Regions from separate parts of the Homo sapiens genome. Here region 2 is linked to region 1. Evidence: chromatin contacts called from ENCODE Hi-C or POLR2A ChIA-PET data. All regions are on one chromosome and are shown on one strand. Each heading gives the region's core, a stretch centred on a gene start or an enhancer-like site at or near the end of the contact. The rest is flanking DNA. Distances are from core to core; before and after follow the strand shown.

Region 1 (4,563 bases), core at 853-3,352:
GAGCCACCATGCCTGACTACCTTGACTTTCTAATGTTCTTTCACCTTCCAGCCTCCTTTCTCCTCCTCTTGCATCCTGTTAGCTCAGAATGTTTTTTGGTTTTTGTTTTTTGTTTTTAGGCAGGGTCTCTCACTCTGTCACCCAGGCTGGAGTGCAGTGGTGTGATCATGACTCACTGCAGCCTTGACCTTCCCTGGGCTCAGGTGATCCTCCCACTTCAGCCTCCCAAGTAGCTGGGACCACAGGCATGCCACCACCACACCCAGCTAATTTTTGTGTTTTTTGTAGAGATGGGATTTTGCCATGTTGCCCAGGCTGGTCTTGAACTCCTGAGCTCAAGCAATCTGCCTTCCTCGGCCTCCCAAAGTGCCGGGATTACAGGAATAAGCCACCATGCCTGACCTGCTCAGCATTCTTAAGGCACAGGTTAAATCATGCCCCATCACTCTCCAAAAGCTTGTTGTGCCTCCCATTGTTTTCCAGGCAGGTGGTGGTGTGTAAGGAGCTGGGCTCTGGAATCTGAACAATCTGAGTTCAAATCACCTGGCCAGTCACAATCTGTGTGATCACAGGCAATTATTTAACCTCTGTAAACCCCGTTTCCCCATTCCACAATTCCCCTTCTCATTACCTCGCAGGGTTTTGAGAGGAAAACCAGTAGCATGTGCCTGGCCATGGCTAGTGCTTGGTGTGTACCTTCTTGTTCCTTTGACTGCCCACCTTGCTTTCATCTCAGGTACAGCTCTTTCAGGTGAGAGTAACAGAAAGCCCAGCTCAACTGGCTTAAAAAGAAGATATGTGTTGTCACCAGTATCTGAAAAGTCCAGCAGTAGAACCGGCTACAGGCTCAGCCTTATCTGGAAACATTAACAGTGTGACCAAGACCTGACCTTTTCTGTCTCTCACCCCATCTTCTAGGCAGCCTTGGTCCTCAGACAAGTAATGGCAAAATGTCACAGCCCCAGGTTCTAGTTGTGTGGATAGAGATGTGTGACTCTTTGAATAATCCCCAAGTTTCATTATGTATCCTTGAAACTGATTGGGTCACATGCCCTCCATGAACCTATAGCCTGAGGATATTCTTATTGGCCAGGATATTCTTATTGGCCAGGGCGAAGTCATGTGCTGGGGTGGGTCCCCAGAGGGGAAAATGGAGTGCTATAATCAGAGGATGGAGGAATGGGTGGTGGGCAGCAGAAACAACACATGTCCACTACAGCACACACTTGCTTGATTTGAGACCCAGCTTCCTTCCCAGCTTTATCCCTCCCTCCTTGGTTTCCTATATGTGTCATACATTTCTTCCAGACTTACTGTCCACATCTCATGCTTTTCCACTTCTTTGCCTTTTATTTTATTTTATTTTTATTTTATTTTTTTGAGATGGAGTCTCTCTCTGTCGCCCGGGCTGGAGTGCAGTGGCGTGATCTCAGCTCACTGCAACCTCTGCCTCCCGGGTTCAAGTGATTCTCCTGCCTCAGCCTCCTGAGTAGCTGGGATTACAGGCACATGCCACCACGCCTGGCTAATTTTTGTATTTTTAGTAGAGACGGGGTTTCACCATGTTGGCCAGGCTGGTCTCGAGCTCCTGACCTCAGGTGGTCCGCCCACCTCGGCCTCCCAAAGTGCTGAGATTACTGGCGTGAGCCACTACGCCTGCCTGGCCCCTCTTTGCCTTCTCTTACACTACTTCTTCACCCTGGAATTCCCTTCCTACCTCATTGCCACATTATAACATTTCTCTCTTTCATTGGCCTAGCTCCAAGCTGTCTGTAAGCTGTCTACTTAATACCGTAACTGGAACAGATCTTTGCCTCTGAACTTCCCTAGACTGTTATTGACGTCCCTGACTTGAATTTTAATTATTGGGGTACATTTGTTATCTCCTCTGCTGATCTGTACATTTTTTTAAATCAGGAAGTATTTAGTTGAAAACAAGAACTAAATTATCTTCTTTCACTCAGTCACTCAAACGTGCCTCATATTGTCTCTGAGCAGGGCCCAGTGCTAGGTGAGTGCTGGGGATAGAGCAATGAACAACACACAACCTCTGCCTCAGGAAGCTCAGTCTGTGGTGGGGAAGCTGAAAAAGAAGCAGGCACGGTGCTTCCCCACAGTGTTCGCCTTGAGGTATTACAGTTCACAGCTAGTTGAATAAGTGAACGACTTCCTCCAGCCCTCAGAGCCTCCTGTCTGGCCTTCCCCCAGCTCTGCTTAGCCACTCTGCCTGGTCAAGTGCCTGAAACAGAGCCAAGGACCTTCCACTCATCCACGCCACCAATGTGGGAGAGCAGAGCAGTTGAAGTTGTCACCACACATGGAGATCCCCTTGTTCCCCACTCTATTCCAGCCCGTTTATTGTGCGTGCACCGTTCAGATCAGTTGGTTAAATCCATATGGATTTTCGTGGAACACCTTTTGTGTGCCTAGTGCTGGGGAACGGGATGGGATATAAAGGAAGTAGGAAATGGTCCCAGCTCTCCAGGGAGAGCAGGCTTAAACATTCAACACGAATCGATTATCATTCAGAACATTAGTTATGCTGTATAGTCATGGCACGTGGACAGTAAACTTCAATAAGTTCAACTATATGGTTGTGAAAGAAACTATATTACTGTAGCCTAAAATTATAAAAATAATATTTTGTGTGTTTTTACTATATGCTGTACATGACTATTATGCTTTCCTGCAGCTATATTATACCAAATGGCATACTCAAAATCATGTGTACTATACTTTGTGAGCAGTTTAAGGGATTTTCAGGAGTTTTGGACTATATTCTATTTTTGCCTTACGTGCTGACTTTGGAATCTAACCCCACATAGTGTGTGACTCCACTGTATATAATAGAGCACCATATTGAGTATAACCAAGAACCGTATGTATGTAATGTGTTCAGGTGTGGACAGTGAGTGCTATGGTTTATGATAATAATGATATTAATAATTTAATAACTATAATTTGCCAGGCCGCACATCAGTTGCTTTACATGTACTGCCTTTTCTATTCTTATAACAGCCTCATAAGGTGGATATCATACTATTTTAAGGCCAAAAAGGTAGAAACTCTAAGAAGTCAAGTAACTTTCCCTTAGGTCAGACAGCAAGAAAGAGGCTGGGATTCAGACCCAGGTGTGTCTGGCTGCCAAGCCCACGTTCTTTGCATTGCCGGGTGGGTCTTGGGTTTCAGGGAAGGCTTCATAAGGGAGGCAGGAGTTGAGATGGGCCTGGAGAGATGGAGAGGGTCAGCCAAGGTAGAGACACATTCGTAAGGAATGGCTCTGGTGGTGACAAGGGCAGGCAAATGACGGAGAGCCAGGCTGGCTGGGAAGAGGGAGAAGAGACTAGAAAAGTGAAAGTAAAGTCTGAGGAGGGGCCAGATTATAGCTTCCAGCTGTCCTTGGAGGCAAGCTGAGGGGCTTGGGGTGGCCTGGCTGGCTGTGGGAGTGTCCACATGGCCTCTGGAGCCATCAGTTAGACTCATCAAAGAAATGGACCATGCCCTGATATTGCACCACCACGCTTTGGGCAGCAGAGGGACTAGCTGTAGTTGCATGTGAAGCTGAGTGGAGACAGGCACACTGACAGACGAGTGACAGCTGATGGCCTAATGAGGTAGGGGACAAAAGAATTAAAAAGCAGACATATGGCCACAAAGGGCATCTGGCCTTCCTAATATAGGCATATGCAAGGCTTCAGCATGGTGGTGCCTAAGAGGGGCTGGTGCCCTTGGAGAGAGGCTGGGGCATTGGTGGGGCAGAAGCCAGGCTGCTGTAGCCAGGCCAGGAAGTCAGGAGTCATCATGGTGGAGATGGCGTGCCCTTCAGTACAGGATGGAGCAGAAATGGATTGGGTTCAAGAAGGAAAGCTCAGAGTGTGAGATCTTTGAGATGAATTAGGAGTGTTGTACTTAAGGAAGCAGGGTATATATGTTGGTTATTTTTAGGATTATAAATAGTATAGAATTTAGAAAATGACTTAAATCTTTTATCCCTTAAAAAGGGTAGGCTCCAGTTACCTGGAAATTTTGCTTACAATGCCTCATTTTTTCCCCCGCTTATGATCATAGGTAGATAATAATAGTTAAAATGTATTAAGGCCAAATGTGGTGGCTCATGCCTGTAATCCCAGCACTTTGGGAGGCTGAGGCAGGTGGATTGCTTGAGTGCAGGAGTTTGAGACCAGCCTGGGCAACATAGGGAAGCCCCATCTGTGCAAAAAAAAAAAAAAAAAAAACCTACATGGTGGCACGGTGGTGCATGCCTGTGATCCCAGCTACTACGGAGGCTGAGGTGGGAGGATGGGCTGAGCCCAGGAGATGGAGATTTCAGGGAACCAAGATAGTGCCACTGCACTCCAGCCTGGGCAAAAGAGCTTTTGTTTGTTTGTTTTGTTTTAAGTATTGAAAATGAATGTGCTGGACACCGTTCTCAGAGCTATGTATGAACTAATTCTTTTAACCCATGTAATAACCCCATGTGGTAGGTGCTATTATTTTCCCATTTTACAAATGAAGAAATTGAAGCACAGAGGCTGGGCATGGTGACTCACGCCTGTAATCCCA
Region 2 (4,563 bases), core at 1,538-4,037, 300 kb after region 1:
AGACAGAGTCTCGCTCTGTCGCCAAGGCTGGAGTGCAGTGGCGCGATCTCGGCTCACTGCAAGCTCCGCTTCCCAGTTCATGCCATTCTCCTGCCTCGGCCTCCCGTGTAGCTGGGACTACAGGCGCCCACCACCACGCCCAGCCAATTTTTTTGTATTTTTGTATTTTTTTTTTTTGAGATGGAGTCTCGCTCTGTCCCCAGGCTGGAGTGCAGTGGCACCGTCTTGGCTCACTGCAAGCTCTGCCTCCGGGCTTCACGCCATTCTCCCGCCTCAGCCTCCCAAGTAGCTGGGACTGCAGGGGCCCGCCACCATGCCCGGCTAATTTTTTATATTTTTAGTAGAGATGAGGTTTCACCGTGTTAGCCAGGATGGTCTCGATTTCCTGACCTCGTGATCCGCCCACCTCGACCTCCCAAAGTGCTGGGATTACAGGCCTGAGCCACCGCGCCCGGCCCTATTTATTTTTTTAATTGAGATGGAGTCTCACTCTGTTATCCAGGCTGGAGTGCAGTGGTGCGATCTCGGCTCATTGTAACCTCCGTTCCTGGGTTCAAGCGATTTTCCTGCCTCAGCCTCCTGAGTAGCTGGGACTACAGGTGCATGCCACCATGCCCAGATAATTTTTGTATTTTTTCAGTAGAGACAGGGTTTCACCGTGTTGGCCAGGCTGGTCTCGAATTCCTGGCTTCAAGTGATCCGCCCGCCTTAACCTCCCAAAGTGCTGGGTTTACAGGCATGAGCTATCTTGCCTGGCCACTATTTTTTAGATTTTTTGTAGAGATGAGTCTCCCTATGTTGCCCAGGCTGGTCTCTAACTCCTGGGCTCAAGCAATCCTCCCAACCTGGCCTCCCAAAATGTTGGGATTACAAGCATAAGTCACTATGCCCAGCTTTATTTTTAATTTTTTTTTCTTTTGAGACGGAGTCTCGCTCTGTCGCCCAGGCTGGAATGCAGTGGCTTGATCTCGGCTCACTGCAAGCTCCGCCTCCCGGGTTCACGCCATTCTCTTGCCTCAGCCTCCTGAGTAGCTGGGACTACAGGCGCCCGCCACCACGCCCGGCTAATTTTTTGTATTTTTAGTGAGACGGGGTTTCACCGTGTTAGCCAGGATGGTCTCGATCTCCTGACCTCATGATCCGCCCGCCTCGGCCTCCCAAAGTGCTGGGATTACAGGCGTGAGCCACTGCACCTGGCCTATTTAAATTTTTTTAACATTCCTCATTGAGCACTCAACTTGTCTTTTTTTCTTCTCTTTTTCCCCCTTACGTTGTATCTTGGGCCTTATGTGTCCAAACTCTGAAGAGAGGAGACCAGCGCTGGAGTTGAGAGAGAAAAAAGAGCCATGGTGATGAGGAGAGAGTTTAGTCCTGTACCTCCTCTTGCCTGCTGCTTTCAAGTCTGTTTTGTTGAATTCTCAGGACTCGATTGAGCTTAGTCTCTTGTCAGGCTATGCCAAAGCAGCACAGTAGTCTAGGGACTGACAGTTGGGCCTCACTGGACTTTAGTGGTTTTCTTTTACCAGTTTGAAAAAGGGCCAGGCTCACAGTGAGAGCTGGAAAGCAGGGGACTATTTGCCTGCGAATTCCTCAATAGCATACACGCGATGCCTAGAACATTTCTGTCCAATAAACAGCATGTGCTTGATAAACATACTGAACTTAGCGGTGTCCCCAGTGCATTCTAGGCGAGGTCACCTCCTTGACAAGGTCCCCAGGACTTCATTGCACCTCCTAGCTAGTAGCGTATTCTAGGATGGCAAAGCTGCCTTTACATAATTACCCCCGATACATTCTAGACACGATCATCTTGAAAGAGACCCAAATTTTACCAGGCATGGTGACTCAGGCCTGTAATCCCAGCACTTTGGGAGGCCGGGGCGGGCGAATCATCTGAGGTCAGGAGTTCGAGACCAGCCTGGCCAACATGGTGAAACCCCGTCTCTACTAAAAATACAAAAGTTAGCCAGGCGTGGTGGTGCAAGCCTGTAATCCCAGCTAGTCAGGAGGCTGAGGCAGGAGAATCGTTTGAACCCGGGAGGCGGAGGTTGCAGTGAGCTGAGATCGCGCCACTGCACTCCAGCCTGGGCAACAAGAGCAAAACTCCGTCTCAAAAAAAAAAAAAAAAAAAAAAGACCCAGGCTGGGCGCGGTGGCTCATGCTTGTAATCCCAGCGCTTTAGAAGGCTGAGGTGGGTGGATCACCTGAGGTCGGGAGTTCGAGACCAGCCTGACCAACATGATAAAACCCCGTCTCTACTAAAAATACAAAATTAGCTGGGCGTGGTGGTGCATGCCTGTAATCCCAGCTACTCGGGAGGCTGAGGCAGGAGAATCGCTTGAACCCGGGAGGCGGAGGTTGTTTGAGCCGAGATCACGCCATTGCACTCCAACCTGGACAACAAGAGCGAAACTTCGACTCAGAAAAAAAAAAAAAAAGACCCAAATTTATCATCAGTGGTCACCTCAGAGCACCTGAATTCAGGCCTTTAAGTGCAAGTAGGATGCAGAATTCTGGAAGAGCCAGTAAGTCTGTGGCTCCTTGGGGAAGCGCGATCCAAGGGTTTAGTAACCTAGGCACGGTACTCCAGAGGCGTACCCTGAGGCAGCCGCCAAATTCTCTAAGCCTCAGAATTCTTCAAGGCCAGCTCCCATGTCCACTAGAGACCCAGGGGTCCAGACCATCAGGCACTGAGGAAGACGCCCCCGGCAGGGGCTGCGCAGGCGCGTGCGGCCCGAAAGGGCCCAGGCGCTACACGCTGCGCAGGCGCAGGAGCGGCTCCGGGTAGTCCCCACAGCTGCGCCGGTGACTGAGGGGCCGGGCAGTGGAGAAGTGGTGGCGGCGGGCGGCGGGCGGCAAAGGAGCAGCCATGAGGGCCGGGCCCAGTCACCGACCGTGAGTAGTGGTGGAGGGGGAGTGGACAACGCGTGGGAAGAGGGTAACTTAGCGGAAGGATACATGACTTTGTGGGGTGGGCTCTGACTGTGGGAGACGGAAGGGCGTGGGGGAGGTACAGTTTGAGGTGATGATGGGAGAATTTGGGGCACGGGTGGCCCGGTCGCCGGCCGCAGAGCTGGACAGCTTGGTGGAGGGGGACGGGGTTGCGTGCTGTGGAGTGAAGCAGCCCATTTGTATCATCCCTTCCTCCAGGAGCTTTTGGTCGCCTCTCCTTTCCGCTTCTTTCAGAGAATGATTGCGGGGGGAGGGTGGTGGAGGATGAAAGCTCTGCTGGAGCTTAAGAAGCCACCTCTGAACCAGGCAGGGGAAGGGTCGGTCTCCCGGAGTAATAGGCTGCTCTGGGTAGAGGATGGGAGTCGGGAACCCTCTTTTGAAAGCCGGGAGGGGTCTAGGGAAAAGAGCTAGGGGCTTAGAGTCAGGCAGGTTCGAAAGGAAGTCCACCATTGATAAAGCTGTTAGGTAACCTTGGGCAGGTCCCACTTAACCTTTCTGAACACCAGGAAGATGTCATGCTTCAAACGGGCTATTGCAAGCATCACCTATGTAATTGAGATTGTTTATGCAAATTGTGAATTGTAAGTACTATGTTGATGTTAATGTATCACCAACAATGTTAGTGGAATTTAGACCTTACCGTTGTTAATGGAATGACTGATTTCTCTGTTAAGATAAGAAGCGTATTGTTTGTAAAACCTCAGTAGACACATATGTGCTTTCTTTATGGGCACAGCAGACCATGTGCAGAACTACCAGTTCTGTAATGTGATAAATTAGCCATCAGACTTCTGTAGGAAAAATACCGTACTCCGGCGTTTTTACAAACGGTTTGCAGCTCCTCACCCGAAAGGATGGAGGGCCAATCTATTAAAATATTTTCTGAACATAGCTAACTCATGTTGCCTTATAACACAGTTGGCACTAATGTGCTTTAACGAGTTGAGAAAAGGCCGGGTGCAGTGGCTCATGTCTGTAATCCCAGCACTTTGGGAGGCCGAGGCGGGCGGATCACGAGGTCAGAAGTTGGAGACCAGCCTAGCCAACGTAGTGAAATCCCGTCTCTACTAAAAATACAAAAAATCAGCCGGGTGTGGTGGCGGGCGCCTGTAATCCCAGCTGCTTGGGAAGCTGAGGCAGGGGAATCACTCGAACCCGGGAGGCAGAGGTTGCGGTGAGCCGAGATAGTGCTATTGCACTCCAGTTCGGGTGACAGTGCGAGACTCCGTCTGGAAAAAAGAGTTAAGAAAACTAGTTTGAGACAAGCTGGGAGGGCTGCCCAGTGAGGGATGTGAAAATATAATTTGTTTATTATATTTTATTTTATTTTTGAGACGGAGTCTCGCTCTGTCGCCAGGCAGGAGTGCAGTGGCATCATCTCGGCTCACAGCAACCTCCGCCTCCCGGGTTCAAGCGATTCTCCTGTCTCAGCCTCCTGAGTAGCTGGGATTACAAATGCCCACCACCACGCCTGGCTAATTTTTGTAGTTTTAGTAGAGATGGGGTTTCACCATGTTGGCCAGGCTGGTCTTGAACTCCTCACGTCAGGTGATCCACCCACCTCGGCCTCTCAAAGTGCCGGGATTACAGGCGTGAGCCACCGTGCCTGGC

Evidence for each region. A loop is a pair of places that touch in the nucleus more often than their neighbours do. ChIA-PET counts read pairs that join two places held with the same protein, here RNA polymerase II (POLR2A). Pooled maps may share reads with other maps.
Region 2: a pooled map shows a loop between it and region 1 (2.6-fold over the local background). The contact joins the promoter of FAM222B here to the enhancer-like site in region 1. A Hi-C loop is called at or near these places in 8 of 50 pooled maps. POLR2A ChIA-PET finds 5 or more read pairs at or near these places in 2 of 52 experiments (GM12878 and H1).

The regions. Positions count from the first base shown.
Region 1 is chr17:29,143,075-29,147,637 of GRCh38, reverse strand. All of the region lies in intron 2 of MYO18A (myosin XVIIIA), which reads left to right. All of the region lies in intron 1 of LOC124903967 (a long non-coding RNA gene), which reads right to left. Among named protein-coding and RNA genes, the nearest start is that of MYO18A, 35 kb to the left of the region's middle. Within about 2 kb of position 2,102, at least 22 of the 41 ENCODE cell types and tissues checked have a DNase peak (open chromatin) inside an H3K27ac peak, as active enhancers do.
Region 2 is chr17:28,841,014-28,845,576 of GRCh38, reverse strand. FAM222B (family with sequence similarity 222 member B) reads left to right here and starts at 2,787. Exons shown (of 3, transcript NM_001077498.3): 1 at 2,787-2,895. RefSeq lists a silencer at 2,819-3,008 and an enhancer at 2,694-3,208.